3 separate regions of the Mus musculus genome follow, and regions 1 and 3 are each linked to region 2. The links are chromatin loops, found by intact Hi-C in ENCODE. Cell type or tissue: heart. All regions are shown on one strand.

Region 1 (8,000 bases), 81 kb before region 2:
CCTACCTATGGGTTGTAGACTCCGGCCAGAGCCTTTTCTGAAAACTCCCATATCCTAGATCAGAAAAATGCTTTTGTTTGGAACAGGGTATAGATTGAGCTGAAATTGAAGTTTCATTTGAAACTGTCATCTTTGTAGGTCACAGAATTGTTGAATACTCGGCAATTTTGTATAGTTCAGCCTAATGTTACTGCACTTGGCTACCTAGAAGTCTTCTCTTGGAGGCTCTGAGGGACTGACTGCCTGAAGTTGAACCAGGCATTGGGAGGGAAACTGGCCTCGGGTGTCTCGAACTGTCCTGTGGTCCTGTGCACATGAATCTGAGGCTCCTGAAGGAAGGGGGGAATCTGGTGGGGCTTGAGGGTGTGTGCCTCTGACATGCTCTCAAACAGTACTGGTGATGCCGGCCTGTGGACCAGCCCCTGGGGAGCGGGACACCAGATGGCATCCATCTCTGGTGGTTTCAAAAACTCCACATAGATCTCTCTTTCACCTCTCCTTTTTCTGAACCTGTGATTGGTTTCCTGGGGCTGCGAAGTGCAGTTCTCCTTCTCTGTCACGCAGCTACTGAAAGGAAGGGAAGGGATTTCTGCCTCGTCCCTACTTTGTAGCAAACTCTTGCTGGAACTGCCGCACACTGGGCAGCCTGGACTCTCCTGTCCTCAACCACCTCACTGGTTTGATTCTGCTAATGGTGTAGACTCGGTTCCTGGGTTATTGAGTACCTAAAATGTGCCAAGCCGGGCAGCTCACTGAAAAGACAATAAAACCAAGAGCTGTGACCTCTGTCTGCAGGTAGCGGCCGACCTCACAGCTCGTTTGGTGGGTCAGAGTGTAACAAAGTAGTTACTCAGTAAAAGCAGTTGATGAGAGGATGGTAGGGGGGGGGGGCGGTTTCTGAGACCACGATCCTTACTTTCATTTTACCTCCTCAGTTTAAAAAAGCTGTGCTCTGCTTCACGGTCCCCTCACAACCTTGCCCAGTAGTCTCCTGTCAGAATCACGGAACTGATCTTTGAAACGTTTACTTTCTGAAGTAACTAGAATCGCCCGGCCTTGCCAGCACTGGTGAATTCTTCCAACACCCCGTTCTCCATCCTAAGATACAGAGTCTACTTGAGAGTGGTTCACCTGGAAGGAAAGTGACTTATAACTATTTGGTCTCATTTAGAATAGTCTAGAAGCATGTAGGGAGAAGAAGAAATCTGCAGCCGGCATTCTGAGACTCGTGGGGTGTAAGGAAATGAGGGGGGCTGGTGTGACTCTGAGGGTCCCTGAGCTTGCTCCTAGCTCCAACAGTCTGAGAAACACTCTGAAATCTGTTGCCAGCCGTGACCTTGAACTCACCTGTTAGCTTGAGCCAGGTACATCTCTCCCCTTCAAGTTTGGAAAACTCTAATGCCGTACGTAGACTCTTTCCTTGAGCAAACGCATAGGAAACTGACTCCAGTGTTCCCTGAGCCCTAAGAACATCCACAGGCTCCATAGCAAGGCTGAAGTGAAGGGCCCAACGAGCCTCTCTCACCTTCCTGTTACTGGGACTGCAGCTCACCTCTGCAGTCAGGCTGCTTAAGATATAAGCAAGCAGTGCTAATTTAAAATGATTAAAAAACAAAGACTTCAAGTCTAGACAAACACAGCTTATGTCCCAACTGCTGTCTCTGGCTCTTTTAGTTACCTGCGTTAATGTCTTTGAGTCTTATAAAGAGGAGATAAATACTAACTTGTCGTTCAGAATTCTTTTTCTAGGTCCAATTAGACTACTCAGCAAAGATCTTGCTAGAGGTGTAGTTCAGTTGGTAGAGTTCTTGCCTAGCACGCTTTGATCCCCGGCACATAAGCCAGGCCTGGTGACTTACAGCTATAGCCTTAGCACTTGGAAGACAGAGGCAAGAGGATCAGAAGTTCAGGGTCATACTCAGTCATACTCAGCTATATATTGAATTTGAGGCCAGTTTGGGATATATGAAACCCCTCGTCTTAATTAATCAATTAAAATTAAGAGTCTCTATATAAAAATGTTCAGAATACCTAAGTCAAGACATTTGGAATTGGTACAACTCACTCATAACACTGTAATGTCTTAAGTTTAAAACTTAATTATGTTTAGTAGAAAATATTTCGGGAAATTGAATACGTATTCAGAAATAAGTAATATAAGCACACAAGCTGATGCTTTCTAAGAAGAGAGTGAACTCTATTATTAAATTCTTCAGCTAAAAGTAGACTCGTTCTGAGAGCCATAGGAACAGCAGATGTGTATTGGGTCCATACCTACCTTTGGGACTAGATTCTCCTGTCCTGGGGACTTTGTCCCCACACCCATGTTGTCACAGGGCAACTGCTGGTGCATTTTATCCAGCTTGAGAGCCTTAAACTTTTACTCAAATTTGACCCAGTTATATTTATTTTTACTATGGGCATAGCTGCCTCATGAGGGGAAGACGGCCACATCTGTTGCTGTATTTTCTGTTTAGCAGATTCTCCCTTTGCTGAAGTTCTTTAACTAAGGGGACCCTGGGGATGTAGTGATGTGTTTACAGAGATCTCTAAGGACCCTGTGGATGCAGTGATGTATTTACAGGGATCTTTAAGGACCCTGTGGATGTAGTGGTGTGTTTACAGAGATCTCTAAGGACCCTGTGGATGCAGTGATGTATTTACAGGGATCTTTAAGGACCCTGGGGATGTAGTGATGTGTTTACAGAGATCTCTAAGGACCCTGTGGATGCAGTGATGTATTTACAGGGATCTTTAAGGACCCTGTGGATGTAGTGGTGTGTTTACAGAGATCTCTAAGGACCCTGTGGATGCAGTGATGTATTTACAGGGATCTTTAAGGACCCTGTGGATGTAGTGGTGTGTTTACAGAGATCTCTAAGGACCCTGTGGATGCAGTGATGTATTTACAGGGATCTTTAAGGACCCTGGGGATGTAGTGATGTGTTTACAGAGATCTCTAAGGACCCTGTGGATGCAGTGATGTATTTACAGGGATCTTTAAGGACCCTGTGGATGTAGTGATGTGTTTACAGAGATCTTTAAGGACACTGTGGATATATGATGTGTTTACAGGGATCTTTGATGTTAGGGGGCTCAGTTCTAGCACCTTAAAATACAAGTTTTATCTTGTTTCCCTCCAGGAGTAGATTTTCCCACATTCTGGGCCTAGCTTCTCTCCCTCAGGTTGTATCTAAGCACGGCAGGCAGGACAGGGAGGATGTTGACTGAATCTCAGATTAACACTCAGCTGCAATTTGGGGCACGCCGTAGGGCCCCACAGTGTCCGTACTGTTGACGTGACTGTTTACAAAGTATTTTCTACAAGTATTCATCTGTTCAGATCTTTTCTAAATCGCCAGGAACTGCTTCTCAAAGTACCTTTCCCATTTCACAAGACAATCGAGAGTCCGACTGTTAAGATGACTGACTTAACATCAATCTGCCAGGCAAGGGAAATGCCGGAGAAGAAACCAAATGAGGGATATTTCTGTCATCCCCCATGGGCTCTCACTCGGAACAGTGGGAGTCAGGGAGCACACACTGTTGACTGATCACAATCCTGCAGTTAAACCGTACATCAGGGCTTGGGAAGCACAATTCCACAAACGATGTTTGCTCGTTGCTAGAATTTTCTTCTATCACACAGCCTGCGTTCTTACAGGAAGAGATTCCCTACCCCACCTACGGCAAACTGAAGCCAAGAGACCTCTAAGGACACTGCCTTCTCCCTTAGCCTTCTGTCCCATCTGTCCCCACGGCTCTAGAACTCACCTTTCTCTTCCTCCTCCTCCTCCCTCCCCCATCCCCATCCTCCCCCATCCCCATCCTCCTCCCTCCTCCCTCCTCCTCCTCCTCCTCCTCCTCCTCCTCCTCCTCCTCCTCCTCCTCCTCCTCCTCTCTACATCCTGCCCTTCGCCTCACTCCCTGACTGTCACTACCCAGTGCTGACCACCCAGTACCTGAAATGGCTCCTGCCTGGGCTCCGGTAGCCACCCTAGGGTTTCCTTCAGTCTTCCAGCCAGCAGCAGCCAGAACAATGTTTATAAAATCAGAATCTCACCTCAGCCCACACGGTACCTCCGAGGTTCACCATCACTGTCAGAGTAAAGTCCAAAGGGTGTTTTCTGTGTGTAGTCAGTGTGCTTTGCTTACAGCCACCCCATATTCCCATCTCTTCTGCTGATTCCTTCCTCTCCCAACATAGCCCCCTTTCTACTTTGACATCCTAAAAATGTCTTAGTCTAGATTTCACGTAGAGAAAATATGTGGCCCCTCCTCTTTTTCCTTTTCTGATAGAGCTTCTCTGGGTCACCCAGGATGGCCTGGACTCGTGGGGGACTTCAGCCTTTTACCTGTGTTTCTGAGTCGGGCTTAGTTCATTTGACACAGTAACAATGTTGCTGGTGATCTCCAGTTCCATCCCCTTCACTGAAAAAAACAAAAACAAAACAACTCACATCCTTTACAAATGTAATTTCATTCTTTACAAAGAAACAAACTCTGTGACATTCACACATATTCCAGATTTTTCTTTAATCCACTCATCAATTGATGGCCTCCCTCGCTGGCTCTGTTCCCTGGTGTTGGTGAATAGTTCTGGGCCATTGAGTTTCGTGTGTCTTGGCGACAAACCTAAAGCAACTCTAAAGGTAACAGTCAAGAATGATACGCATGAGCCCCATGTAACCCTCCCTCCCCGAGCACACACCCACTTAATTTTCTCCTGTAATTAATTTATTGATGGAGTCCATCAACAGTCCCATGTCACAGATGAGGAATCTGAGGCTAGCAGAAAGTAGACCTGGGTCCCAGGTTCTTGTCTTTCTGGCTCCAGATTCCTGGCTTTGACCTCTACCCAGTGGTGAGCAGGTCCAGCCAGGGTGAGGGATGAGTGGAAGGCAATAGAAAGGGCCTCACTCTGAACTCTGGAACTTTCTGTCATCATGATGGATGCTGTAGCACACAGGTGGCTGAGCTAGCTCTGGTAATTGCGTTTTGTGATGAAAGAGCTGTGATTCCCCTTGTCTCTTCCAGTATGGGGACAGATCCCTGTAGCTCTCCCAGGGTGGTAGACTGACTTTCCTACTCCTTCTTCACAGTGCACATGTACCACCGAGTTCTGGGGGGCTTGCATGTCTCTTCCTGCATCTCTCAGGCTTGGCATCCCAGCATTCTTGATTCTGGGCTCTTTCTACACCCCAAGGAGGAGCTGTTGCCTTGGGGATATGCATTCACTGTCCTGGGAATCGGGATCCATCCACAGTACCCAAGTGCCCTGCACAACATACCAAAGACTCGCAGTAGAAAGATAAACAGACAACAGTCAGACTCAGCTCCGTGGAAGTAAAAGGGAAATACGCCGCCTAGTCTATGGCACGTTAGCAAAGAAATCAACCCTCTCATCTCTGTCCATCCACACAGTTGCATGCCAGCACTGTCATTGTCTCTACAGACACTGTAGATGGTGACACTGACCCAGAGACCTTAAGTACGTTTCCACGGTCACAAAGCCGAGCAGAGACAGCCTGGCTTCAAAGGCCTTGTCCCGATTGGGGAAAGTGATATTTAGAAAATAGAAATCAAAGTAATAATTAAGTAAGCAAAACAGTTAATCTATAACCAAGTATAAAAGAATACCCCAAAAGGAAGAAGGTTCCCATTCACAACCCAACTCTTACACCTTTCAGGGAAGTAAGTACCAATTCCGAGGGCCTGGGAACTGCTCCAGAAATAACTGATATACATCAAACTCACATGGAAATGTGAACAATTAATCAGATATATAAGTAATTGTCCTATGTTAGTGTGTGGTTCACATTGCATTTAAATGGAGCAATAGATGTTGTTGTTGTTTGAGACAGGGTTTCTCTGTGTAGCCCTGGCTGTCCTAGAACTCACTCTCTAGACCAGGCTGACCTCGAACTCAAAGATCCGCCTGCCTCTGCTTTCTGAGTGCTGAGATTAAAGGTGTGTGCCACCACTGCCTAGCAGAGTAATATATCTCGAATGTCATTCCTCGCTAACTTGTTAAAAATATTTCTGTCCTTTGAAAACTTCATACAGTGTGCTTTGATCGGATTCGTCCTAACTCCACCCAGCTCAACCCCCACCTCCCTACCCACCCCCACATTCCTGTCCTCTCCCACCTCTCTCTTTAAATAACCCATAGACTCCAACTTGCGCTACCCACATACTCCTGGATGTTGGGCCATTCCCTGGAGCATGGTCAACCTGTCTGGAGCCACACCCTTAAAGAACACTGATTCTTCCTCACCCAGAGGCCATCAGTTGTCAGTAAGTGCTGGACTACTGACTGGCTCGATCTTGTACAGGCAGCCACAGCTGTAAGGTCCCGGGTGCAGCAGCCCCGTCCTATACATGAGACAGAGTTCATTTCCAGTCTTCCCCCATCCCCTGGTTCTTACATTCCTTCCACACCCTCATCTCTGATGTTCTCTGAGCCCGGAAGGGCATAGAGAGTGTCCTGCATCTCCCACTTGTGGCCAAGCCATCTGGGGACGCTTAATCTCTGCCCTTTGACCAGGTTTCACACTAACCCCCTCCACTGCACAAAGAACCATCTCTGATGAGGTCAGAGAGCTGTGCTGATCTGTGGGTAAACAGACTGGATTCTAGAGGTTCGTTTGATGTTCAACAGCATAATAATACTACTGAGGGCTAGCCTGATAGATCCTTACAGATCAGCCCCACCTCAGCTTAACACTGGCCCAGGCTGACACAGCACCACAGGGCATATTTGCTTTCCCTTGGCTTATTGATAGGTCCTTAGGCATGTGTGTATATGTATGCATGAATATATATATGTGCATGCATGCATGTGTTATGCACACATGTGTGTATTCCTGTGTGTATGTTTATTGGCATCCTATGTGGTTTACATCCTATACGGTTTATCCGAAGGAAAACATCCAAATTCTCGGTAGCCACACCAAAGAAAGCATGTACAGTTTCAATTGAGGATCAATATTATCCAATATTAAAAGAGTCTGTACCAAGCCACAATGCGAGAGAGGCTCCATCCCCAGGACCCCCTGGCCACTAGGATCAGGCTTCTACAATCTTGTTCAGTCCTGACTCAGAGCTGAAACTCTTCCTCCCCAGCTGTGGATTCCATCTGAGAAAGTCCAAGTTATCCTCTGCAGACTGCAGCTGCCAAGCGGGGGTGGGGGGGGGTGGGGGGGGCGCTCCATGGTTACCTGGGGATTCACTATAGGACCCAAAGACGCTGGGATCCCCAAGGTATGGGGTGCCAGCACACCCTGCTGACATGCAGGGGTGTGGCAGGCTTGGGGCTCTGGCTGGCTGGCGTGGGAAGAGATCCGTTCAGTTTGGATCCTTAAAGGCTGCAAATTAGTGACTCAACGAGACTACGGAAGTTTGGTGTATTGTTTAAAGGGGGCACTGTTTCGGGGAGGGGGGTGCCTTTTGTTTGTATGGGGGTTGGCTGTGTCTTGTGCTCTTTTTAAGACTTGGGAACTTGAAATCTGTTTTTTAAGTAGGACTGGAGGGAGACGGCCACAAGGCTGTGGCACCGAGCTGAGAGCGACCTTGTGGCCGTGCAAAGTGCAAACAGATGCAAGCTCACGGGCTAGGTTTTGTTTTCCTTACTACCGTTCATCTAAAACATAGGACATCGGTGTTCAGAGCCTCAGTGATCTGGCATCCCAGGATGAGGAATGTTGTTTGGTGACAAGGGCATGCCCACTGACCTCTGATTTGCAGAGCCTTAGAAGATCTGCTATGGGCATCTTCCCCTTCCAGAGTGATCACTGTATTTATGTGTGCAGAATCTACCATGCATGCATTTTCTCACCTGATAATATGTATGGGGGCTTCCTTTTTGGTCTGTTGATATCCATCTTGTTCTCTGAAACACACTCGTGTGAGGGTTCATCCGATGCCCAGAGGGCAGATTCCAGGTGGTAGACTTTTTAGTCCAGAACACACCAGTTCTAATCTTTCTTGTGTAACACTGG
Region 2 (8,000 bases):
GTGAGCCATCTCTCCAGCCCCAGCCTTAAAACATTTTTTTTGTTTTGTTTTTTGTTTTTGTTTTTCGAGACAGGGTTTCCCTGGCTGTCCTGGAACTCACTCTGTAGACCAGGCTGGCCTCGAACTCAAAAATCCGCCTGCCTCTGCCTCCCGAGTGCTGGGATTAAAGGCGTGCGCCACCACCACCCAGCTGCCTTAAAACTTTTTAATGGACCAAAATAATCCCACTTTAAATATCTTACTTATGGACTAGGTGTGATCTTTTTCATTCTTTGGTGGTGCTAGCGAGTGAACCCAGAGACTCCCACGTGCTGGGTAGTGTTAGGGCTCGAGTAGTCTGTATGTCTTCCTGCCAGAGAAAAAGGATTGCTTTGGAGAGATGGGAACTGGTTTCACCTGTAGTGCAGATTGAGCTCATCTCTGGATATAAGGACTGCCTGGGACCTAGCAGGTAAGGGCTGCGGCTCCAGCTCCAGCCCCTTTTTATTTTGCTTTTGTATTATGAGACAGGATCCCACAAGCCTGCTCAGGCTGGTCTTGAACTCAGGAGCTGACACACCTCAAACTCGCAATACTCCTGTCTTAGCCTACTCAGTGACTATAGATTTAAAGACCTCTGCTGAGAACCAGCAAAAAAAAAAAAAAAAAAAAAAAAGCTTTGGGGGCGGGGGAGGGGGATAGGATGTTCCTATGTAGCCTTAGCTATTCTGGAACTCTGTTGAGGCCAGTTTGGACTCAAGTTCACAGAGATCTGCCTGCCTCTGCCTCCTGAGTGCTGGGATTAAAGGCGTACATCACTACACCTGGCCAAAAATTCACTCTTTAAAAACAAATAGGATTTACTCACGCATACAAGTGGTGAACCTGCACGTACGTCTGTGCATCACTCACATAGAACTGGAGGTCAGAATTGAGCAGCCCCCTGGAACTGGAGTTGAAGGTAGCCGTGAGCCATCATGTGGATGCTGGGAACCAAACCTAGAACAGCCAGTGCACTTAACCACTGAGCCATCGCTCTGGCCCCAAGACTTTGCTCTTGAAGCAACTGGTTCACGTGGGCCTCCTGAACGTGAACCACACAAACTCAAGCAGGTGTGGCCCCGTACATGGTTTCTCCCTAGAGTCCCTCACTCTTACTGATGCATCTATGCATGAAAGTCCCCGAGTCTCTGGCTGGCCCTTCCTTCTCCTACAAATGGACCTTGCTCATAAAAGAGAGCAGAGGGCCAGCGAGAGGGCTCAGTGGGTAAAGGTACTTGCTGCCAAGCCTGACAGCCTGAGTTCAATCCCTGAGACCAACAAAGCAGAAACAAAGAACCGAGCCACTTAAGCTGTCCCCCACCCATGTGCCATGGCAAGCACATGACACTGTCATGACTATGCACACACACACATAAAATAATTAAGAGAGCATGGTGTTCTATGAGAAGTGATAAGTAGAGCTTTATAAATCAGAGGCATCCCACCTATAGCTATAGTGAGTGACTGGTTCCTGGGAGAACTCTGATGGATACAAAGGACATGGCAGCTAGCAACTAGTTACCTGGGAACCCTGAAGTGCCTTCCTTCAGCAAGGACTCAGGACATACTATGTGCCAGCCACTGTCAATGGGGATAAAGCCACAGCCATAGTAGATAAATGCCCTGCGTCACCGTGTTCCTATTATCCTAGAATACATCACTAGCCACAGAAGTAAAGTAAAGGATTCTGTAATGGAGGAAAGTGGAGAAGAGGCAGAAAATTATGGGGGATGGATACATCTCAGCAGGTTGTGGCTGGGATCGGGGCTTGGGAAATGAGAAGGGACCAGCATGGAAGACTGAGCTGGGAACACCAGAGAGGCCATGAGAACTTGGGGACCAGCCCCAAGAAAGGAGGTGAGCCATCACAAGTGTGATGTCCCTGGCCCAGGACCTGGCAGTTGGTTCCATGATGGAGAGCTGACTGGAGGAGCTTGGCAGAAGCTATGGGGGGAGTGCTGGGCATGAATCTCAGCAGACCAGAGCCGGGGAGCATGGAAGGAGAGCTCTGCAGCCTAGAGAGACAGACCAGGGGCAAAGGGGAGACAGAGTGCTGGTCTTTGTCCCACGACACCCACTCCCTTGTTTCCTGCAGCCGATCGACCATCTTCGTGCGTCTCCACACCAACGGGAATCAGGAGTTGCAGTACCAGCCAGGGGACCACCTGGGTGTCTTCCCTGGCAACCATGAGGACCTCGTGAATGCACTCATTGAACGGCTGGAGGACGCGCCGCCTGCCAACCACGTGGTGAAGGTGGAAATGCTGGAGGAAAGGAACACGGCTCTGGGTAAGGCTTCTAGCTGCACCTCCTAGAAAGGATAGGAGGGCCTCGGCCTCCCAAGTGGGCAGAGCCGCTGCCAGGGTGTGATTGGCCTATCCCGAAGGACTTCCTACCTCACTCTAGCCAATAAATGTGTCAGCGGTAGCCTCCTTCCCTCCGTCCCCTCCTTCTTTCTTTACCCTTCTTCCCTTCTCTTCCTCCTTCCCCTCCTTGCATCTGTTCTTTATCTCCCTCCCCTTTTCCCTCCCCCTTCCCCCTCTTTCCTTCTTTCTTCCCCCTTCTCCCTTCCCTTTCTCTCTCCCACTTCTCTCTCCCCTTCTCCCTCCCCCTTCTCCTTCCCCTTCTCCTTCCTTCTCCCCTCTTCTCCCTCCCCCTTCCCCTTCCCCTCTTCCCTCTCCTCCTTCTCTCTCCCACTTCTCCCCCCTTCTCTCTTTCCCCCTCTCCCTCCCTTCTTTCTCCCATGTTCTCCTTCCCTCTTCTCCCCACTTCTCCCTTTCTTTCCTTTATTCTATGTAGACCAGGCTGACTTCCAACTTCCAATCCTCCTGCCTCACCCTCCTAAGTGCTAGGACCACAGATACACACCACCACACCTGGTTTGAAGAACCTTCAAAGCCGATGATGGGTCTACAAGCTTCCCCTTCCCCTCATAGACATGGGTGGGTTCCAGGCTCCAATACAAGGAGCCGTGGTGGCCACACCTGATAGCCCGTGACACCATGACTGTCACCTTGATAGGGGAGCTAACTAGAATGTGGAAATGGCATGCCATCTGTCAAGGTCCTCCTGCCAACCCTCTTGGAAGGAGCCACTGTGAAGAGACATGCCCCTCCCTTAGTGAACCCAACCCAACCCCACAGAGTTCTCATGTTAGACCAGGAGTTCCATGGCATCTTATGGAAATTCTTTTGTCATCCATGATAATGAGGGGGCAGAGGTGCATGTTTAGAAGGGACATAGAGGCAGAATAGCCTTCCATCTTGGAAGAAGCGTACCAGGACCCCTAGCAGATACCAGAATCCATACATGCCCAAGTCCCTTACAGGAAAGGCCTTGTGTTCACATAACACTTATATACATTGTTGCATTTACCTAGCACTTCTGTGACTCTTCCTGGATGCTTTAAATCCTCTCTAGATGGCTTACCCAATGTAATGTAAATACTATAAATAGTTGCTATACTGTAGTGTTTAGGGATAGTAACAAGAAAAAAAAATGTCTGTACAGTTTGATAGAGACGAGATTACTTTTTCTTTCCATTGATTTCGTTCCTCTCAAATGCTCTGAAATGCAGAAGTTGTGGACATGGAGAGCCAAGGGCACAGTGTAGTTAGAGCAAAGTGTGAGACCAGAATGTTTGCGCGCGCACACACACAAACACACACATGCACGCGCGCGCACTCGCAAAAGCTGTGTGGCCTCGGACAGATTCCATAACCTCTCTGTGCTTCCTTTTCCTCACTCGGAGTGATGACCGTGGTGAGGACTTAAGTGACTGGAGGAAACCTCATCCCCGCTGTGCCTCCCCAGGTGTCATCAGTAATTGGAAGGATGAATCTCGCCTCCCACCCTGCACCATCTTCCAGGCCTTCAAGTACTACCTGGACATCACCACGCCGCCCACGCCCCTGCAGCTGCAGCAGTTCGCCTCCCTGGCCACCAATGAGAAAGAGAAGCAGCGGCTGCTGGTCCTCAGCAAGGTGGGTAGGTCCTGGAGAGCCAGCCCTGCGAGGCCTGGGATTGGGGACGCACAAAAAAATGCTTTTCCAACTGTTCACAGCAGGTGGCAGTCTTGAGCAAGGGGGCGTGTCCTCATTTGCATTTGGTCGTCACATCAGCTCTGTCTCCCCGCCCGCTCTATGGTCACCACTATACACGTCTGTCCCCACCGCTGTAGTAACTCTTACCACTTTCCTATGTGGTTTTTAGCTCTTGTCCGTACCACCTGAACCAATGCATGAAAGAAAAGGGAGCAGAGACTCTCACAGCAGGTTTACAGGCCGCGGGTTGCTTCCCGTGTGGTAACAAGGGTGTTTTTCTGGTGCAGAGTAGCCACTAAAAAAAAAAATGACGGCTAGATGAAAGACCTGTAACACTTAGATGAACTCATTAGCTTTACGACCCTTGCTTAGACCCCAAGTTGTTGAACGTGCCCGCCCCAAGTTGTTGCCTGGCCTTGCTCAGAACAGTATCTAGGGCTGAAGATGTGGCTCACTAAGTAGAGCTCTTGCGTAGCACACAGGAAGCCCTGGGTTTGATCCCTGGTAACATAAACAAGACTTGGCGGTACATGCCTGTCATTCCAGGACTTAAGACGTGGAGGCAGGAGGATCGTGAGTTTGAGGGCATCTTCAACTACATAGAGAGTTCAATGACTTTTAAAAAAAAAAAAAAAAAAAAAACAGGGTTGGCAAGGTGGCTTGGAGTATAAAGGTACCCGCTGTCAATTCTGACAACCTGAGTTTAGTTCGGGACCCAAATGGATAGTGGAAGGACAACCTACTCGTGGAAATTGTCCTCTAACTTCTGTGCACATGTGTACACACACACACACACAAAATAATACACAAAGAATAAAAATATAGGCTGGAAGGATGTCTCTGCAGTTTGAGCATTGGCTGCTCTCGCAGAGGACCCGAGGACCAACATTTTATTCCCAGTACCCACATGGCCGCTCACAACTCCAGTTCCAGAGAATCAGACTACTTCTTCCGACCTCTGGAAGGCACACGCATGGTGTACATACATACATACATGCATTCAAGCAAATCATTCAGACACATAAAATAAATCTAAAATTTTAAAACTTACATAATTTAAAATACACTTACCTGCTCAGAGGGACCACCAAACACAGCCTTCTCCCCACCCCCGGGGGTGGGGACATCTCCTTCCTAGGAAACAAGCCCCCAGTAGAGGCTGTACCTTTTGCTATCCAGGAAGAGGGACTGGGGGAGGAGCAAAGGAGAGGCTCATTAGCAAGTGCATATTATCAAGAAATGTGAAAGTAAACACCAGAAGCCAGCTGGGACTCTGAAGTGGGGCGCTAGAGACAGATGGTCTTGGGAGAGCGGGGGGCCGTCATTGCATCCGAAGCCTAGCGGGATTTTATAACATTTAGAATATGTATAATTTAAACGAGAAACTTGTGATTAGCGTTGGTGGGGGTGGGTATGAAGAAGGAACATTTTGCATAATATTCTTTGAGAGAGAGAAAGAGTTTCATATGAAGTCCGTTTCTTCCTGAAAGCACAAAGTCACCAGACAGGATAAATGAATGGAATTTTTTTAAAGACTTATTTATTTATTTTATGTATATGAGTACACTGTAGCTGTACAGATGGTTGTGAGCCATCATGTGGTTGCTGGGAATTGAACTCAGGACCTCTGCTCACTCTGGCCCTGCTTGCTCTGGGCCAAAGATTTATTTATTATTATATATAAGTACACTGTAGCTGTCTTCAGACACACCAGAAGAGGGTGTCAGATCTCATTGCAGATGGTTGTGAACCACCATGTGGTTGCTGTGATTTGAACTCAGAACCTTCAGAAGAGCAGTCGGTGCTCTTAACCACTGAGCCATCTCTCCAGCCCAGAATTTTTTTTTAAAGATTTATTTTATATATAGGAGTACACTGTAGGGGTCTTGAGACACACCAGAAGGGGGCATCAGATCCTATTACAGATGGTTGTAAGCCACCATGTGGTTGCTGGGAATTGAACTCAGGACTTCTGGTAGAGCAGTCAGTGCTCTCAACTGCTGAGCCATCTCTCCAGCCTCTACAAATGGAATTTTTAAAATTACTATTCTCAGAGACACCTGTGAGAGAGAAAATGGGCCAGGTGACAGAGGGGGCTGGGAGAAAATAGTCAGATTGCAAAATACAGCTGACCCCAGAGAAGAGAAAGAAAGGGAGGGTTGGTCAGGTGAACATTTTCCAGCTTGCGATGTGGTTTCTGAAAAATTTGCCAAGGTCCTTGGGGGATTCCTAGAGCCAAAGTCATGGTCCCCTAGAAGGGATCACCTTGACGTGTATCTCAAGTTTGCACATTCTGCAGGAATCTATACCCAGCAACAGCACGGCTGCCTGCCAAACGCCATTTCAAGTGGCAGTCACTGCCCGGAGAAAGTCAGTTTTAGGTGCATGTCCGTTCAGAGTCCTACACTAGAGACTCTTGGTCATGAAACCTCTGTTGTGCTCTGAATGAGAAATAGAGGGCTGGAGAGTTGGTTCCATAGTTAAGAGAACTTGCTGCTCTTCCAGAGGACCTGAGTTTGGTACCCAGCACCCACATCAGACGGCTCACAACCCTCTGTTAACTCCAGCTCTGGGGAGATTGGGGATTCTGGCCTCTGCTGGCTCCTACAGTCAAGTGCACATACTTGCCTGGAGAAACATGCACACCTGTATAGAATTTAAACTAATAAAAATAAATCTTTGAATATGCACTGTCTCCCCACCCCCAGACTCCTGCAGTTTGAACACTTGGTCCCCTATTTGAGGTCATGGCACTTTTTTTTTAAGATTTATTTATTTATTTTAATACACTGTAGCTGTCTTCAGACACACTAGAAGAGGGCATCAGATCTTATTACAGATGGTTGTGAGATACCATGTGGTTGATGGGAATTGAACTCAGGACCTCTTGAAGAGCAATCAGTGCTCTTAACCACTGAGGCATCTCTCCAGCCCCTCATGGCACTTTTAATAGGCATGGCCCCCCTGGAAGAAGGAGGTATTAGGGCTGGGCCTTGAGGTCTCATAACCCAGCCGCACATCCCTGTTCATTCCTGGTGTTCATGTGTGCGCTGGGATGGCTGTCTCACATTCCTGCAGCTGCCTGTCCACCATGATTGCCTGTATCTCCTTGAAGTATAAACTGAAAGCAACCCACTTTCCTTTATGTCACTTCTGGTCAGAGACTCAGCAAGCAAGAGAAGTCAGTAACACAGCCTCCAGCAAATGGGGGCCAGTGCAGCTCAGTCCTGGAAATAGAGACCAATAAAAACACCATTCTTAGGGCCTGGAGAGGTGACTCAGTGGTTAAGAGAGCTTGCTGTCCCTGCAAAGTCTGGAATACACTTCTCAGCATCCCCATCAGGGGAGTCCCAACCATCTGTAATTCTAGCTCCAGGACTCTTGCGCCCTCTTCTGGCCTCTGCAAGACATCACACACATAGATACACATGACACAAGACGCAGACACGGACACACATGCAGACACAGATACAAGACACACAGAGGCAAGACACACACACACACACACAGACACACACAGAGACACATAATTTAAAACAAACCTTTTAAAATTATAAAAACTATCTTTTCCTCACAGGTCACACAACGCATATGGCCATCAGGGATTGTTGTACTGGCTAAAGTTTACCCTCCCCAGCTCAGATGCAAAGCCTTGTCCTAGCTGACTGGGCCTCCAGGCCTCAATGGCCTAATCTGAGAGATGGGATAATGATAGACAGCTGCTGCTGCAGACTGAGTGTCTATGGCCCCTAGAGTTCTCATATCAAAATTAAACTCCCTCAGTTAGATTTGACGTGTCACTTAACAAGGGGGTGGCATTAAAGGGTAGGGACTGGGCTGGGAGTGCAGCTTGATGGTTAGAAGGTAGAGTGTGCAGAGGGCTGGATTTGATTACTAGGACTGGCACTGTAAGAGGGGACAGAGAGAGGAAGGAAG
Region 3 (8,000 bases), 64 kb after region 2:
CTCTTTAGACTTTCTCTACCCAGTGTACAGTCCCAGGAGCTTCCTTCAGTGCCTCCTTCAGTCACACCTGAGCAGGGCAGGGGAGGGCCTGGCCCACTGGCCTTCCTGTCATGTCCACAGGAGTCAGGATTTCAGCAGAAAAGACTGGTCCCTGAGTGGCTCCTTGCTGCCTTTGGGTGCTTTTCTCCCAGGTCTCTGTGCTCCTGCCCACCTGCCTGACCTTCTGTGTCCTGCTTCTCTGCCCTGGTGCTCTGCTGCACTGGTGTGTCTACCATGTTCGTGCGGCATTCCCCTCTGCTGACCCGCTCCATTGCTGCTACAACCTCCCTCTCCACCCTGGACCACGTTCTAGGACCCGGGATGCACCGCTCCTCACTAGTCACTCTGTCTACAGCACTGGTCCTGGCCTGTGGCAGCTGCCCAGAGAAATTCCTATGGGGAGTGGTTAGGTGACTGTGCTTCCCTTGGGCGTAAGAGGAGGAGACTTCCAGCACTTACAGAGGTCCCAACATGGGACCAACCAACATGCTGCTCTAGAAGTGGGTGTTTAGGGCATAGGCTGCTTGGGCTAGGAGAGAGTGCCAAGGCAGGGTGTGTAGAGCTGGCCTGGGACCACCCATGGCAAGCAGCATTCTGCGACCTTTGACCTTCGTCAAGGGCTCCTGCCATGCCCAACTGCAGCCCCAGCAGGAAATCCAACAGACAAGTAAGCCAGGGGAGCCAAGAGTGCAGAGTGAGGCTTCGTGGTCAGGCAGGACTCATGCACACAGGTTAGGGACTGGTGAGCTTGGAGCTGCCATCTGTAGGGCCTGGCCACAGATGTGCTGTGCTGCTGTGACCCGAGGAGTAGCAGTGTACAGGAACATCCCTGGGCAAGAGGACATCCCTCCAGCTCTCTCCCTGAGTGTGGGGACTTTTGGTTTTTATTTGGATGGGACATGGTTTGTTATTTTTGTCTCTGAGGCAGGGTTATAGTGTATAGCCCACACTGACTCGCGATCTACTTCCCAGTGTTGGGATTAAAGATACACGTCATTACATCCAGCTGGGGCCGGCAGCATTGCTTTTGGTCACCATGCCCACTGTCAGCACTATCTTTGTGACCACACCAGGTCCAAGTCACATTTCCTTCTCCATGTCCCCTCCCCTCAACTTCACACATCTGCAAGGAACCAGTATCTTCTGTCTTAGCGTCTAAATGTGGGCCACCTCTGTGCCCTGAGAAGTCCATGTCTGGCTGTGTCGCAGGTCTGTTGGGTGGCCTCTGGGCAATAAGGGGCTTGTGTGCACAGTAGCAGAGCTGCCTCACTGGCAGGCGCACACACAAGGACGGCCATTGTTCTGGCAGAATCCACAGAGGCCCATTGTCAGATGGGATGCTCTCAGCTACAAAGGACAAATGCGGGGAGCATCCCCACCTTAGAGCCCCCTCCTGGAGGTGGTATGAGGTTGGGGGCTGGCTTTGGAATGTTTGAAGTCCTGGCACTCCGCCTGTTGCTTATGTTAAGTTGCATCACAGTAATTAAGATGCTTCTATCGGATTCTCCTGCCACAATGGTGGTTGGAACCTTGGACTGAGGTCATACCCAGGGCCACATCTTTGTTAACCCTCTGACCTCAGGCCAGCATTTCAACTTACTGAGCCAAATCAGTGGCGGCTGTGCCATGTGGTGCCCTACAGAAACCTCCAGTTGGTCCCCAGGAAATACCAGGAGCCCTTGGTATTGCTTGGAAAGCGAGGTTGGCTTCAGAAAAGTTGCTAAGGCTTTGTGGATATGGCTGTCAGTGTGGCAGGAAGCGGCTGGAGAGGGAAGCAGCCGGAAGGTGGGTGGGGCTGCGCCTAGCGCTGAGATGTCTCATTAAGCAGCTTGGGCTCAGTAGACTGGAAGGACAGGCTTGTCAGAGACCAGTGTGTGCTCCAGCACCGCAGTGCATGGGTTCCAGTGTCAGTGTGTATGCACACACTTCGCACGTTGCCTGACTCTCGAGTGGGGCTGCTGAGCGCAGCAGACAGACAGTGTCGGGGTCAGCCCTGTTGCCAGCCTCAGCTCTGCACAGGTGGCTGCCTTCTGGAAGCTTGCTGAGCCTGGCCCTTCCCTCCAATGACATCAGCTTAGGAGAGACCCATCCAGCCCCAGGATAGTTCTGCCAAGCGTCTTTTGCCTTGGCTAAGGGGTCTCGGAATTTTCTCCTCTTAAAGCAAGAATGACAGGATGGAATGGTTTCTGTACTTTAAAAAAAAAAAAAAAAAAAAGAAAAAAGAAGTGGGCCTTCCTCAGCTCTTGTGCTAACCAAGAATGTTTGGCCCACAAGAATCCTGGTCCACAAGTGGCATGCCAGTCTTTGTCAGGCTACGTGGGTAGGTGTCGATCCCACGCTTCGGAAAAGAAAAGGCCTGGCGAAAATATTATCTCCTAGTCTTTCTGTCTTGTCTTGAAGGTGCTTGACATCCTCCAGCACATCCAGACCCTGGACCCCGGGCAGCACGGGGCGGTGGGCTATCTCGTGCAGCATACCTTAGAGCACATTGAGCGTAAGAAGGAGGAGGTGGGCGTGGAGGTGAAGCTGCGCTCCGAGGAGAAGCACAGGGATGTCTGCTACTCCATCGGGCTTGTGATGAAGCATAAGAGGTGAGTGAGTGCCTGCCCACGGCCTCTGTGGCCACCCCCCCTCCCCCCAGGAACTCAGGTCATTTCACAGAGCACCCTGCTTCTGGCTGAAGAATCATGTCTCACATGGACTCTTGACTGCACTAAGACTTTGTATAGGTTGCTGGGCTGCAGCCCCAGGCCCTCTCCTGCTTCTCCCTTCTTCCCCTGCCAGCCCCGATCGATCAGGGTTGCAGTTGGGTACACATCTGTGTATCATTGCAGTTTAACTCGAGAGTGGTAGTGTGGGTTCAAGTCCCACAAGTAGCCTATGAGCTGTGAGTGACTATCCCCACAGCATGCCCTGCAATGCAAGTGCAGCAGGTGACACTTGGTCTGCAGGACTCCCTCACTGGCAAAGACAGCTCTGTCTCGTGCCACACAGGCTTCCTTCCTTCCCCACCCCTCCATTGCCTGTGAGGATGAGCGGTCAGTGATTTCCCTGGTAGGGGCTATGGTTTCTGTTCATTTAGTGAACGGAAAGTTGCAAAGGTACATAAGTGGATAGGAGGGGACACGAGGCAGCTGAAGCTCCTGGTACCCTGGAGCACCACACCCTCCTCTTCCTCCTCTTCCTCTTCCTCCTCGGGTCTGGACTAAAGGCGCTAATGCTGCATACATTCAGCCTAGCCACTCTGGGACTTTGTGAAGGAGAGGGAGGGCGCCACTACTCACTCACGTACCTACATCTGACCACATGCAGAAAGCAGTTGCCTGACTTCCTCCAAAGCTGGGTGGGTCATGGAGGTTTTTTGCATGGTAGTTTGTTTATGGTCCTCTGTTCACTTGGCCTTACTGTCATCTGCTTCTGTCCTTCTTGGATCTCAAGTCATGTGATAGTTAGCTGCTGTGCCTCTGGAAGTCTGTTTTAGTCTGCAGTGACTATCCATGATATCTGCAGCCTAGCCCCCATCCTGTCGCCTTTGACACCGACCGACACTTTTCTGTGTGTCTCTCACTATGCTCAAAAGTTTCTTTTTGCCAGGGGAGGGGTTCGAGACAGGGTTTCTCTGTATAGCCCTGGCTGTCCTGGAACTCACTTTGTAGACCAGGCTGGCCTCGAACTCAGAAATCCACCTGCCTTTGCCTCCCGAGTGCTGGGATTAAAGGCGTGCACCACTGCTGCATGGCTGTTCAAAAGTTTCTTAAGCTAGGTATGGCAGTGTACATCTTTAATCCCAGTATTCAAGGGTCAGGCAGGCTGAGCTCCATGAGTTTGAAGCCAGCCTGATCTACATAGTTCCAGGACAACCAGAGCTGCACAGTGAGAACCGTCTACAAAAATCAAACAGCAATAACAACAGGTTATTCTTTTCCAGTGATGTGCTTTGTTGACAGTGAGGGTTTGTAAGAGGGACAGGGTGTCCGAGGGACTCGACACAGGGTAAAAGCAGGGAATGGACAGAAGGTGTGAGAGCCCTAGCCGGGCTCCCTAGGAACTCACTGGCCATCTTCCCCTGCTCCACAGGTACGGCTACAACTGTGTGATCTACGGCTGGGACCCTACGTGCATGATGGGGCATGAGTGGATCCGAAACATGAATGTGCACAGCCTGCCTCATGGCCACCATCAGCCCTTCTACAACGTCCTGGTGGAGGATGGCTCCTGCAGATATGCAGCCCAAGGTAAGGCACTCGCTGGACCTGCACTGGCCTCTGCCTGACCATGTGGTCCACACCAGCCAGACTCCTAACTGCCATATCTCCCCGCCTGGCTTCTAATACTGGCCCAAAGCCGCCCTCGTGTGGCCACAGGTGGGAAGTGCAGTCCCTTTCACCATCCCTGTGTGTTGGCGACCCCAGGAAGTCCTAAGCCGGGGATAGGTGGAGCTGAAGAGCCAGAGCGGAGACTACCTTGTGAGCCTGGTGTGCTTTCTGACCAGGAAGATGCACAAGATTGTATTAATTAGAGGGGACGTGAACGATGGACAGATGTACTCATGGGTACCAAGTCAGCCTGGGATGCAGGCTCAGCCTCTCTCATGCAGAGCTGGCTGGAGCTTATGGAGGCCACTTCCACTTTGCCCTGCCCAGAAGGATGTGAAGCAGGAGCTTGGCGATGGGCTCTGGCCTGAACCGTCAGGCTTGCTCTACCCACACTAAAGCTGAAAATACCGAGGGCTCAAGTGGCAAGGTTTCAGAAGGCAGGAATAGTTCCCACATATGTGACCATGTCGTGTGGAGGCTAGGAGGACCCTGCAGTCACAGCACGATGGGTCTCTGGGTAAGGCGACGGTGCCGCCATGCTCCCTGGATGTTCTGCAGGCTCCCACAGCTTTTGAAGCTGAGTCCAGTTCAAACTCTCCAGGCTCTGTTGGGTGACTGGTGAGGGAGACTTTCTGTCCTCAGAAAGCTTATGGGCATGGCAGCACCAGGCACATCAGTTGTCCACGTATACACAGTAGGTGTGACATCTTTACATAGAGCATGGAAGTTTCTAGAAACAGTTCATTTAGTCTTAGATCATTTGCCTGATGCACTTGATAAACCGAGGACTGAACTTTAGATGTTCTGAATAGCTCAAGCCAGCAGTCTACGGAAAAAGGAAGTGTGTGGCCCACTGACCCAGTGCCACACAGTGGCAAGTGCCTGTAATTGTGTTGGTTTCCAGTGGCCTTCCTGTCAGCCCAGAGTGTGGCCTCTCCCAAGGGCTGCTATTGCTGGCTGTGGGGTGCAGGGGTGGCAAGGGACTCTTCCTGTAGCCACACTCAGGCATCACTCACCTTCCTGGGCTAACCTGTCCCTGCGACCTGTGAACTGTTGATTTATGTGCTGGGCTTCCAGCCTGGGTTCTCTACCCCATGATCCTAAGTGTCTGCTCACATTCCACCCTGCCTGCGCCTGCCGACACACTCCGCACGGTGCTGTTTGCTGCCAGCGGGCTCCTCATCTGGATGTGTTTGTCACTGAACAGGGATGTGGACTTTTTGCCAGCGATCGTAGGAGCGTTATAGAATCCTGCTTCGCAGCTAACTAGAGCTGCAGCAGCACTAAACCACATGGCTAACAGCCCATGTTCCATCAGCTTCCTCATTGCCCAGTGGTCACAGGGCAGCCCTGCACAGTGTGACAGGCTCAGCCACGTAGTTCCGCTATGGCTCCCTCCCTCTGCAGAGCCTGGCATTATAGCACAGCTTCTCTCTTCAATCTCTGCTGCACCAGGACTTGAATTTTTTTTTTGTTTTAGGCATCTAGGCATTGGTTGCCCAGGCTGTCTGACCTTCTAGCTTGGCTCACTGTCTCTTTACCTCTGCTTTCTCTGTGACCTGGCAGTGAAGTCTGAGGCCTGACTGCATGGCCATCACTACCCCACAGGCCACCCCACCCAGAGGAGCGGGGATCATGGCCCACACCAGGTGGTGTTGGGTTTGACCCTAGGTAACTCGGCTTCTGTCATTAGCAGGGAGTCATACTGTGTCCTGTGAGTGTCATTCCCCAGAGACCTACGACACTGCGGTTTGCCCTAGCACTTGGTCCAGGCTGACGCAGGAGTAATGTGCTTGAGGCAGGCGTGCCTGCTGCATCTGCTCAGTGACAGGAGAGGCTTCTCCCTGGGCCGCTCCCCACCCCCGCTCCCCGCCAGGAGCCTGCTTCTTACTCCAGTGTGTCATGGTCTCTGAGGACAGTTGGGTGCTCACAGCCCATGGCCATAGGATGGAGACCTTGCTAGATTTTAAATTTTTTTTAGAGAAAATTACTGTTTTTGTGTGTGTGTGTGTGTGTGTGTGCGTGCGCGCGTACACACATGCCATGAGCATGGGGTGTACACACATCCCAAGCATGTGCTGGAGGCTGAGCCAGCGTTAAGGAGCTGGCTCTCCTCCCCCTTTGTGTGGGTCCTGTGTACACAGCTCGTGCTTTTACCCACCGAGCCAACTCAATGGTCTGAGCAGCAACATGTTTTAAAAGACTTTATTTTGCTTTAAATTATGTGCCTGTGGGGGGGTGGGGGAATGGTTAGTGCAATGCCTGCAGAGACAAGAGGTGTTGGTCCTTTGGAGCTGGAGTGATTGGGGGTGTGAGCCGCCCACACAGATGCTGAAGCCCGACTTGGGCCCTACCCACTGGGCTCTCAGTAGCCAGCGCCCTACATTTTGAAACTGCTCCCTTCAGCTTCCCTTTGAGCGTCTCTGCGTTAGTTCATTTGTATTGTGTGTTTTAGTTCAGATCTAATTGTCAGTGAGTCTAGTTTCCTGAGTAGCGAAATGACTTTCTAGTCCTTAGCCCTCCAAAGCATGCGTGGCAGACCCCCTGCTGCCACCAGGGGGAGCACTGCACACACTCTGTTGGCTCCTGTCCTTCACTCTATGGAGGTGTGCCTTTCTGGGGGGGTGGGGAATGGGGATGGTCCCCCCCAGGCAGGCAGGCGATGTCTCATCTGTTACCTAAGGGCCCTTGGTGAGGCTTTGAGCGCAGGAGCCGTAGCTGGATGGCAGGTCCTTCCATAGCTCCTGACATTTCCTAGGCTGCTCTTCCACTGCAGCCTCACACCGTCCACTCCTGCTGGCACGTGTGGTGCCAGGGTGAGGACCCCCGAAGTGGGAGTGAGGGGTATAAAGTGACAGTTGGTTATGTTCGGGGCCATTTGGCCTTCTCTTGTTTAGATTCTGTGTGGTGAGGTGGGCACAGACTGTGGCATGCAGGAAGAGATGAGAAGGGGGCTTGTGGGAGTCGGCTCCCCCCACTGTATGGGTCCTGGGGGGCAAACTGAGGTCTTAGGGTGTCTACAAGTGCCTTTGCCCGCTGAGTCATTTCAGTGGCCTGGCATTGTCTTTTAGGGATAAAATATCAAGCGTTCACTCTTCTGGTGGCTCCACCCCACAACCCTTTGACTAGAGACATCCACACTTAGTACCGAGAGAGGTCTGTGGCCTCTGTTCAAACAGTGGAGTGGAGATAAATGCGTACTGTGCATTTGGTATAGATGGCAAGTTGAGTACTAGACTCCAGGGTGTGCAGGATGTGCTGGCCGCTGTCCCCCAGAGAGGGCGGGGCCAGGCTAGGCGCCCATAGAGGGCTCCTGTGGTGTCTCTTGCGCGCCTGTCCATGGAGTTTAAGGAAACACGTTTCTCCCGAGAGCCGCAGCGTTGTGCTGCTTAGAAGCATATCAGGTGACAGGTTACCTCCAGATGCATGGCCTCTGTCCTGCTTGCTGTCTTCTCTCCTGGGAGATGCTTGTTGTAGGCTCTGTGCTTAGGGGTGAACAGCTGTGATCCCCACACTTGGGAGGCAGGAGGAGCATTAGTGTGAAGCCAGCCTGGGCACCTTAGTCTCAGAGTAAACATAACATCAGGCTGGGCAGCCTGGGGGTAGAGCACTCACCTAGCGAGCACAAGCCCAGGTTCAGTTCCT

The links. Peaks named below come from ENCODE experiments on the same cell type or tissue, not always from the same donor. Only the 100,000 strongest peaks of a DNase experiment are listed, where the experiment ranks them.
Region 1: a loop joins it to region 2, with 3 times the contacts of the local background. A loop is called at or near these places in 9 of 42 quality-filtered maps.
Region 3: it touches region 2 in a loop (5-fold over the local background); 6 of 42 quality-filtered maps call a loop at or near these places.

What each region holds. Positions count from the first base shown.
Region 1 is chr5:117,853,198-117,861,197 of GRCm38, forward strand. Gm30360 (a long non-coding RNA gene) reads right to left here. Exons shown (of 3, transcript XR_387637.3): 3 at 4,360-4,431. Among named protein-coding and RNA genes, the nearest start is that of Nos1, 9.6 kb to the right of the region's middle. In heart, no CTCF peak of the experiment used is centred here; no DNase peak of the experiment used is centred here; H3K27me3 peaks cover 2,072 bases.
Region 2 is chr5:117,934,303-117,942,302 of GRCm38, forward strand. It overlaps Nos1 (nitric oxide synthase 1, neuronal), which reads left to right. Exons shown (of 28, transcript NM_008712.3): 20 at 2,117-2,310; 21 at 3,835-4,004. Gm26995 (a long non-coding RNA gene) reads right to left here and starts at 5,285. Exons shown (of 3, transcript XR_387636.4): 1 at 5,136-5,285; 2 at 4,212-4,359; 3 at 3,532-4,038. In heart, CTCF peaks have their summits at 4,086 (motif pointing right) and 7,450 (motif pointing left); no DNase peak of the experiment used is centred here; H3K4me3 peaks cover 624 bases; H3K27me3 peaks cover 2,577 bases.
Region 3 is chr5:117,997,899-118,005,898 of GRCm38, forward strand. Fbxo21 (F-box protein 21) reads left to right here. Exons shown (of 12, transcript NM_001346588.1): 10 at 2,440-2,630; 11 at 4,117-4,274. Among named protein-coding and RNA genes, the nearest start is that of Fbxo21, 25 kb to the left of the region's middle. In heart, CTCF peaks have their summits at 4,417 (motif pointing left) and 6,903 (motif pointing right); a DNase peak (open chromatin) is centred at 4,393; H3K27ac peaks cover 198 bases.